Linked DNA regions of Mus musculus: regions 1 and 2 are each linked to region 3. The links are chromatin contacts, found by POLR2A ChIA-PET in ENCODE. All regions are on one chromosome and are shown on one strand. The core of a region is the stretch at or near the end of the contact, and the rest is flanking DNA. Distances in the headings are between cores, read along the strand shown. Region 1 holds the start of Setd1b (SET domain containing 1B). Region 2 holds the start of Bcl7a (B cell CLL/lymphoma 7A). Region 3 holds the start of Psmd9 (proteasome (prosome, macropain) 26S subunit, non-ATPase, 9).

The links. ChIA-PET counts read pairs that join two places held with the same protein, here RNA polymerase II (POLR2A).
Region 1: POLR2A ChIA-PET joins it to region 3 with 36 read pairs in Patski. The contact joins the promoter of Setd1b here to the promoter of Psmd9 in region 3. POLR2A ChIA-PET finds 5 or more read pairs at or near these places in 4 of 5 experiments (Patski and embryonic stem cell).
Region 2: POLR2A ChIA-PET joins it to region 3 with 15 read pairs in Patski. The contact joins the promoter of Bcl7a here to the promoter of Psmd9 in region 3. POLR2A ChIA-PET finds 5 or more read pairs at or near these places in 2 of 5 experiments (Patski and embryonic stem cell).

What each region holds. Positions count from the first base shown.
Region 1 is chr5:123,140,548-123,143,640 of GRCm38, reverse strand. Setd1b (SET domain containing 1B) reads right to left here and starts at 1,448. Exons shown (of 17, transcript NM_001040398.2): 1 at 1,187-1,448; 2 at 514-698; 3 at 187-285. The coding sequence starts at 684. It also overlaps a transcript of Rhof not described here.
Region 2 is chr5:123,343,139-123,346,267 of GRCm38, reverse strand. It overlaps Bcl7a (B cell CLL/lymphoma 7A), which reads right to left and starts at 1,820. Exons shown (of 6, transcript NM_029850.3): 1 at 1,547-1,820. The coding sequence starts at 1,638. Gm15860 (predicted gene 15860) reads left to right here and starts at 1,126. Exons shown (of 2, transcript NR_165267.1): 1 at 1,126-1,342.
Region 3 is chr5:123,226,688-123,229,864 of GRCm38, reverse strand. It overlaps Psmd9 (proteasome (prosome, macropain) 26S subunit, non-ATPase, 9), which reads right to left and starts at 1,675. Exons shown (of 6, transcript NM_026000.2): 1 at 1,421-1,675. The coding sequence starts at 1,558.

The sequences.
Region 1 (3,093 bases), core at 199-2,698, 86 kb after region 3:
TCTCCGAGTGTTATTTTGTTTACAGTGGCCCGGAGGGGACACCCCTCTCCCCCCTCCCCGCCAAAACTTCCCAGTCCTGGACGGCGGGAACTAAGAATCCGGCTGGGCTTGGTCAGGACTGGCGTTATTTTCGAACTCGGGGAAGGAGGGGGGGAGGGACCATAAGACAGAGAGGAGGGGTCCTACCTTGAATTTGGGCACAGACAGCTCCAGCTCCTTGTTTTTGGTCCAGATTCCGACCACCCGGGGATCTTCCACGATCTCCACCGGGCGGTTGCTGGACATCTGTGGGCAGAGACAGGGGGTTCAGTATAGAAGGGCTGGCACCCTCCCCAGGGGCAGGGGCAGACCCCCCCCCCTCAAGGCACCAGTCCCACTCCAGGCTGAGGGGAGGGAGTCCTGGCTGACAGTTGGCCCAGGTAGCTGGAAGAGGGGTCCCCCTCCGTTCGCCTCTTGTCTGGGGGCTCCACCGGGGGTGGGTGGGGGTGGCGGGAAGGCGCGCCGGCTACTCACGGCCAGGCTGAAATGCTGCCCATCGTAGCGGTACAGTTTATGGTGCCCCTTTTTCAGAGCCGGGTCAATCATCAACTTGTAACTTCTCCAATGGTGGTTCCTCCTCTCGCCCGAAGGGCCGGGCTGCGGCGGGGGCTGCTGGTGGTGGTGGTGGGGGTGACTGTTCTCCATGCCGTTAACCCAACCTGAAACCCAAGCAAGTTGTTGTCCTCTCCGACGCTTCTACACATTCGCCCGAGAATCCAATCGGCTGGCCCCCACCCCCCTCCCACCTTACCAGCGCGCCCCGAAAGCTTGTCTCGCTGCCTCTCCCCCCCCCCCCCGCCTCCCGAGGAAAAAAAATCTAAGAATGGAGCGAGAGAATAAACCCTTTCCGGAGGGTTTACGCGCCCGCCCGCTCGGCCACCGTCTCCGGCTGGCAGCGAGGGGCTGCCCGGGGCCCCCGCTGCGGGCTGGCGCGGTCCGGGACGCACGGAGGACGCGGGCTCCGGCCCATGGTGCCGCCAGCCGCCCGGCGTGGCGCTCGGCCCGGCTCGGGAGCGGGGCGCGCGGCAGGGCCTGGCGTCGCCCGCCCGGGCGGGGGCCGGGGGCTCGGGCTGCCCGGCTCCTCTGACCGCGGCCTCTCTCTCTCTCTCTCTCTCTCTCTCTCCTCCCTTCCCTGCGCCGCGCTTACATCCCCGCCGGGCGCCGGCCTCCCTGCGCCGCCAGCCAGTACATGGTGTCCCCCGCGGGAGCCGAGGCCGGGGCGGCCGGACCGGGGGCCGGGATGGGGGGGACGCCGCCTTAGCGGCTGCCGGGCCCCGAGCTGCCGCTGCCCTTGCTGCTGCCGCCGCCGCTGCTGCTGCTGCTGCTGCCCGGGAGGCGGCTGGCGGCGGAGGCTCGGCTCCCAGTAGCCGCACATCCCACAATACACCGCTAAGGAGCCCGACCCGAGTGCTCACCCTCCTCCTCTTCCTCCTCCTCCTCCTCTTCCTCCTCCCCTCGCCTTCCTCGCCGCTTCCCCAGGCACTCTCCCGGCGGCGGCAGCTGCGCCGCCAAAGCCCCGGGCCCCAGCGGCCCCCCACCCCTCACTCGCGCGCTCCCACACTGCCTCCCCCCCCTTCCCCGGGGGGAAGGCCTTTTAATTTATTTATTCTGCTGGGACTGAGGTGGGGGGCTTGGCTGACGGGGGAGAGGGGGGTCTCCACGGCTTCTATCTCCCCCGCGGCTGGGGCTACCCTTCCAGCTACGGAAGACTCCACGGTGTGCGCCCCCAGGGCCTCCCAAACTGTTTCCAAACTGCCCAGGCCGGTGGTGGACGCGTGGAGTCTCGGCGAAAAGGGCTGGGTTTCGAGTGGGGGGTGATCGTGTGTATGACTACTAGAAGCCTGGAGGGGAGGCAGACGTCGACCCCAAACGAGTTTGCAATCGAGGTATCTCCGATCCCGCTTCCTCTTTGGCCCGCACGCCCCCTCCCTCCCAGGAGCTGTGCTGGGGAAGGGAAACCAAGGTTTGGAACCACACTAGCCTTCACATTCCTGGGAGGATACAACCCTCGCCTGGACGGGGAAGATAGCTCTTTCTCTTTATTTTTTCGTTTTTATTTTTTGCCTTTCTGTTTTTATTTTTGGAGGGGAGCGCCCAGTAATTGTCTTGAACACATGCTTCTCCCTCCCTCCTTCCTCCAGCCACCAGCGACAGAGAGTCCCCTTTTTTGCATTTATCATTTTCCTTCCCCTTTCTTTATTAAAGGTCCGGGAGTGGCGGCGGCCAATCAGCGCTCGGCTTCCATTTTGTGAGTTCAACTCGTAGGCTTCCCCGGCTTTTCGCGTGGATCTGGTTGCAGACGCCCTCGGTCTCTCTTCTCGGGCTGCCGAGGCGAAGCAGCCGCCTCGCCGGGGCTTCGTGGTGGTGTATTTCATATTGGGGCTCTTTTCGGGGTTTGTAATTTGGCCGTGGGTAGGTAATTGGCTGGAGCAGGGCGGCAGGGTGCGGCAGCCAATCAGCGCGCGGCTTCTATAGGGCTTGAGTTATTAGACGCTGATCTCAAAACATCCTTCATCAGACTCCAAGGAGAGGCCAACAGATGAGGGAGCCATTTTTCTGCAATGGAATTAAATGGCCAAGTGGGTTTTTCCTTTGTTGCAAATGGGGAATGCTTTTCCTTTGACTCCACCATCCAGTTCAGGACGCCTGAATGTGTTTAACATTTGCCAAAGGACTCACACTTGGAAGAATGAAGACCTTTTAAAAAGATCTGGATTTTTCCTTATGACTTGGAATCCATCTTTGTCTTGTATAACTAGGTCATAGCACACTATTAATGTCAGCAGTTAACAGTTTTGAATTCAAAAAAACCTAAGTAAATGACATATTTAATTTTTTTCCTTTTTTTTTTTTCTCGGGTGGGTGGGTGGGAGAGCTTGGAGCTGTCTTAATCTGTATTCTCTTGACTGAACAATAAATTTTTAAATATAGTTTCCTCTATTAAACACTTAAGCCTGACCATCTTATTAATTCTATTTTTTAACAAGGTAATGTTTTAAATGTATAGTTGTAGCGAAACGGCAACAATAACAAAAAAACTGTGAGCTGTTGTTA
Region 2 (3,129 bases), core at 571-3,070, 120 kb before region 3:
CAGCGGGGAGCTCCCCGGCACCCAGGACTTGGATCTCAACTTTGGAAAGCCTCCCCTTCTCACGGTTGTGAAAATTCTTTGTCCCATTGGAGCCAAACCCAGCCCACGGCGGGCATCCGGCCATCCGCAGACAGCCCTTTCCATAGGAGGCCCGGGAGCACGTGGACTTTATTGATTTTTCTCGTTGCCTTTTTTGTTGGGTTTCACTCTGAAAGGACAGCTAACTTGTGACACCATCAAACCGGAGACAGGTCCCCAGTAGTGTTTAAAAAAAAAAAAAGGACAACAACAACAGAGGCGTTACTCAAGAAATGACCCCCCCCCCCAAAAAAAAAAAAAAAAAAACAACCCAGCCTGCAGTGGAGCCTAGCCAGTTCCTATAAAGGACAGATCCAGCCAGCGGCTGCTGACACTTGGGGACACCCTCGCAGCTGCTCCTCTCCCTCTCGGACCCAGATGAAGCCGTGGGAAAAAAACCGTAATAAAGTTAAAATCAGGGAGCAGGGAGTTTTCAACAAGTCTGACCCAACCTGGTGGTGGACTACTGGCGCCTCAGGCCTGGCCTCTGGGGCCGCCTCGGTGTCAGATCCCGACGAGGGCCGAGAAAATGTTCCATCCTACTAATTATAACGAGGCCACGCCGGGCAGGATCTAATTTGAGCTTGAAAAACACGCACGGCCCACACCGAATCTCGCGGTCTCCTCCTCCCCCAGTGCAGAGAACAAAAACAACGGTCGCTCGTTCTCTCCGCAAAACAAACACCAGCTCCAGCAAGAAGGAGGCAAGACACGGCCCAGGACTTGGCTTCTGGATGCAAACATCGCGCTCCCCGAGCTTCGGGTGCCGCGCGGAGCGCGTGGGAGCCGTGGGTGCTCCGCGCCCCGGCCGCGCCACCGCCTTCCTAGCGCTCGCCCCCATCTTCCTTCCTCGCCCGGAGCCCTCGCTCCAGGCTGCCCAAAGCGCTAAATTTAAACGGCTCGCGCTCTGCAAACTCCGCAGACTCGAGGGCGCCGAGGCCTGGGAGGCGGGGAGCTGCGGGCGGGTCGGGGCGTAGGATGTGTGTGTGTATGTGTGTGTGTGTGTGTTGGGGGGGGGGGACACCGGCGCCGCGCCGCCCCGGGAGGAGACGGCGGCCCGCTCCGCGCTGCACAATGGAGCTCGCGCTCTGCCCGCCGCCGCCGGCATCACGGCCCCGGCGCGCGGGAAGCCGCTTTCATGTGACTTGCACAAAAAAACGAAATGGCTTCTGGGGCCGGCTGCGAACCCCCCTCTCCCGAGAGCCGAGCTCCGAGCTCCGGGCTCCTGCCGCCGCCGCCGCCGCTCTCGCCGCCGCCGCGCCAGGTGGGTGACCGGCGCCAAGCACACCTGGGCAGCGGACGCAGCCCCCGCGGGGCGCAGGTGACCCCGGCCGCGCGCCCTCGCCAACTCCGGGCCCGGGGCCGCTGCGCCCCGCCGCTCTACGCGCTGGGTCCGGGCTTGCTGGCGGCCGCGACGCGGTGCAGCGAGCCGGGGCGAGCGAGAGAGCGAGCAGGCGCCTCGGCTTACCATTTGCGCACTTTCTCGATAGCCGCCATGACCCTCTTGATATCATCTTTGGCCCGGCTCCTGGTCTCGGCTCGAACCGACCTGCCCGACATGGTTCTGGCGGGGAGGGAGAGAGAGAGGAAAGAGAGAGAGAGAGGGAGGCTGGGGGAGCGCGCCCGCCGGGTCCTGCTCGCCACACTCGCCCGCTCTCTCACTCGCGCACAGACACACACTCACACACATACGCGCACACACAAAGCCTGGTGCCGCCGCGCGCCCGGGGCCCAGTGCGCAAGCGCCGGGGCGGCAGCTGCACAGAGCGAGGGGGAGCGGCGCGGCCGCCAGCAGTGCGGCCTCCGGGTGCCGCCGCCCTCCCCGGGGAGCCTCGGGGACCTCACTCTGGGAAAGCTCTCCCGGGTAACCCCGACCTCCCAGCACGCGGGACGGGCCCGCGCCAGGACTCACCCAGAGGCCGCAGGTGCGATGGGGGGCCCCTCCCCCCCCCAAGACACACACCCTGGGGATGGCAGACTGCAGGCCGTGGGTGCTCTGGCTCGGGTTGGTGGCCGCGGGCGCGATCGTGCAAGTTTCTTGTCGGGCGTTTGAGTTCTCAAGAGTTGGAGGCGGCGGTTCGGGACGCGAGGTGATCTTAGAAAGAGTTGAGGCGCCGGTCTCTGGCCAGCTGCCCTGTTAAAATGTGCGAGCTAGAACGTCTCCTCCCCATGCTTAAACTAGAGTCGTAGGAAAGGTGCCCGAACCCGGTGGCAATTGACATTGTCTCTGGGCTTTCTTTCCCTTAGAGATAAGTTGTCCCAGTCACGGATCAACCTCCCTGGGGTTTGACCGAAAATGACAATTTAATCTTAAACGGCTCCTGGTGGAAGTGCAGTGTAATGACCCGGAGCAGCAGGTAAACTAGACTGGCCCAACACAGAAGGACTTATGAGAGGCTGTCTCCCTACCCTAGGACAGAGCTGGGTGACAGGATCTACCGCGGTCACCCAGTATAGGGACAGGTGGGTGTGCAGTTGCGGCTACACAGACTGGACCAGAGCGAATGCTTGTCCACGTGAATGCTGGGAAAAGAGATGACCTGAAGTGAGAGAGCTGCTACCTGGAGAGGAACTAGCGCAACATCAGTCATTTCACAGATGGACAAACTGAGTCAAGGAGTTATTGAAGGTTGCAGCAGTGACCTTCATCTGTGACTGCCATGATTCTAGTACCAAGCATCTCCCCCTGAAGTCTGGGGGGGTTGCAGGGGTTTGGTAGAGGGAGCTAGTGGGGAAATGGGTGTGAGAATCTGGGGAAATTTCCCCCAGGCTTCTTTTAACCACTTTAAACGCACGGTCCTAAAGCGAAAATTTAAAAATAAGAACAACAATCAGATGTGGTAGCCCACTCCTTTAATTCCAGGCAGAAGCAGGTAGAGATCTGTGGTTCAAGACCAACCTGGTTTATGTAGGTAGTTCCAGGACTACATAGTGAGGCCCTGTCTTAAAACAAAACAAAACAAAAAAACAACCCAAACCAAAACAAACAAAAGCAAAAAACCAACAACAACAACAAAACAATGGAGCCAGGCAGTGGTGGTACACACCTTT
Region 3 (3,177 bases), core at 426-2,925:
TAAGCTTTACCAAGCCGGAGGCCTGTGACTTTAAACAAGTGACTTCTCCTTTCATACACACACACAGATATATGTGTATACACACACACATATACATACATACATATACACATACATATATACACATATATGTGTATCCATACATACACAGATATATGTGTACACACACACACACACACACACACACACACGGGTTTTTGTGTTTTTTTTTCTTTAAAGAGATTTGTGTCTGTTTAAACGTCTCCACGGGCGTGTGAACTTACACAGTAGTAAATTCTGGATCTCAACTCCAGTCCTTATGATGGCCAGTGCCTTTAAACCACTGAGCCATCTCTCCAGCCCCTGACTCCGCCCCTTTGAGCTTCAGGGACACAAGTTAACAATACTGCTGTGACAGTTTCCTGGCACAGCACACATACAAGATAGTACCTTTCAGGCACATGGTCAGCACCTACCTGGCCTGTAGAACCTCTATATGACACCGTCATCTGGCACCCATCACCCAGATGTCATTGTGCCCAGCAATGAGTGTGATTTAGCCTCCCCTTCCTCTATACACTGACTTGGGGTTTTATGAAAAATATATCTGCTTAGGAGGTAAACAGATCACAGAGCCAACCATTCCCCCTTCCTAACTGGGCAAGCATTGGCTCCACTCTGGCCCTGTTTCCCCTTTTACAGTAAAGACAATGTGCTTAATCTGGCTCCACTTAAAAGAGCAATTAGCAGAGGTGAGGGTTTTCTTAAAATCCAGAGTCTTTTCCCTATCCCAATTAGAGTCTGCATTTCATTTTTACTTTTCTTTTTTGTTTTTTTTTTTTTTTTTTTTTTTTGGTTTTTTTTTGAGACAAGGTCTAATATAACCCAGGACAGCCTCGAGCTTACTATGTAGGCAAGAATAACCCTCAAGTCCTGATCCCCCTGCCTCCACTCTCTAAACGCTGGGCTTAAATAGGGATGCCTCCCCTGGCTACAACGTGCATTTTAACAAGATGCCCAATTAATTCTCCCAGTTGACATTTATAAAGTCCTAAAGAAAAGCGGGTGGCGAGGCCAAACCTGGTAATGTCACCTACAGAAAGTGACAGTAGCGATTATCACTATGCCTCAGCAAATAGTCTATCCTTGCGACCGAGGCAGTTTCACTAAGGCCTATATCATGGTTGCACAGGCCCGCGATTCCCGCACTCAGAAAGATGAAGCAGGAGGATCACGAGTTCGAAGCCAGCTTAGGGGCTGCGTTAAAAACAAACAAACAAAAAACTTTAAAATGCAAAGTTAATGCTTCCGAAAATGAAAATTAATCCCACGTAAAGAAAAAATGCTTAAAGGGGCGTGTGGCACGCAGCAAAGACCCCCTCTAGGACACTGCTTGGCAGCGACCCCGAGCCTCGTCCGCAGGCCTCCCCGCCACACTCACGCTCTCCAGGACGTCGTAATTAGCCTTGATCTCCGCCTCGATCTCCTCCTTGCGTCGCATCAGATCCTGGATGTCGCTGACCGCGGCCGCACGGGCCTCGGAGGACTCTGCCCGGTGCGGAACGTCTTCACCCGACATCGCGGACCTCAAGCTAGAGTTCTGGGTTTCCCGGCTACGGACGCCAGCCGAGGCTGAGGCTACGGGTCCTCCCCGGGGCCAAAACAGCTCAGCCAACGCGCAAGTACGGAAACAGATGAAGGGTGGAGCTTGGAAGTGGGCGGGGTCACCGGCTAGATAGACCACGTGGTTTTCAGATGACCCGGTAGAGATAAATAGGCCCATAGAGGACATAGGTATTTACTCCCACTTTATCCTGACTCATTTCCACTTTTCTTGTTCATTCCTTTCTTTTTCATTCTGTCCCCGTCCCTCCATCCGTCCGTTTCCCCACCCCCCCACCCCACCCCGTTTTTCAAGACAGGGTTTCTCTGTGTATCCCTGGCTGTCCTGGAACTCACTCTGTAGACCAGGCTGGCCTCAAACTCAGAAATCCTCCTGCCTCTGCTCCCAAGTGCTGGGATTAAAGCCACCACATCTGGCTTACACTTTTTTTCATTCACTCATCTGAAGGCTGAGTAAACTGGATACCAGCTGTATAAATGTAAGAGGATCCAGTCTTGCCAACCTTGACACTTCAGTTCTTAACATCTACGAAGCCCCTGAGTGTTTGAAAGAGGCTTTCAAGCGATTTGTTTTTTGTTTTCTGTTTCTTTTCTTTTTCTTTTTCCAGACAAGATTTACTGCATCTCAGGCAGGCCTCTAACTCATTGTGTAGATGAAGGCGACCTTGAAGCTCTCCCCAAGTTTTTAGAATATTCTATTTCTTATTGTCATGATCACAGACACCCTCTAACCCCCCACTCCCATTCTATCCATTTCGCACCTCCCTCAACCTATCCTCATCAAAACTTCAAGACCTTTTTTTTTTTCCTTCTTTATAACCTAGTGTGCCCAGTGCCTTTGAGCATCTGATACTCCATCTGCTCCCTCCACAGGCAGGGATTACAGGCATGTACCACCAGGTATGGTTTATGAAATATTGGGGATCAGGAACACTCTACCAACTCAGCTATATCCCCAGCCACTTTCGGGCTGGGGATCCTCATGGTACAACCTATGTTCAAAGTTGGACCATTAACACCGACTATATATATTCCATGTGACCTTAAATAATTTCACCTTCTGCTCTCTGACCTTATTGTGTGACACTAACAGTAATATCTCTCGCTCTTTTTTTTCATTTTTATTTACTAATTTATTCCCTTTGGATCCTGATCAGAGTACACACACCCTAGCAACGTGTCTCTTAAGGGTGTCCAAGTATTTATTGACTTTCACCTCTGTCACGAGGTGCTGGTGTAACAGGCCCCCAGACCTTAGTACAACCGACTCCATAAAGAAAGTACCACTCAGGCTGGAAAACACAGCACACAGACAGCACCACCTGCCAAAACTAAAACAAAGCCGGAAGCCATCCAAGTCCACAGCTGTGGGAAAGTCTCTCCATGCACGAACCTTGCTTTTTGGCTTCAGTGGTTGTGCTCCTGGCTAATTGCTCTTGTGAACTAAGGTATATCACCCCAGGACCCGGTTTTTGTGCTCAAAAAGCTTACCCTGAAAAAGGCTCAGTGCTCCACTGGGGTCCCAAACACTTAGTGTTGTACTGGCTCACTAATAAAGACTATCAGATTAAAACT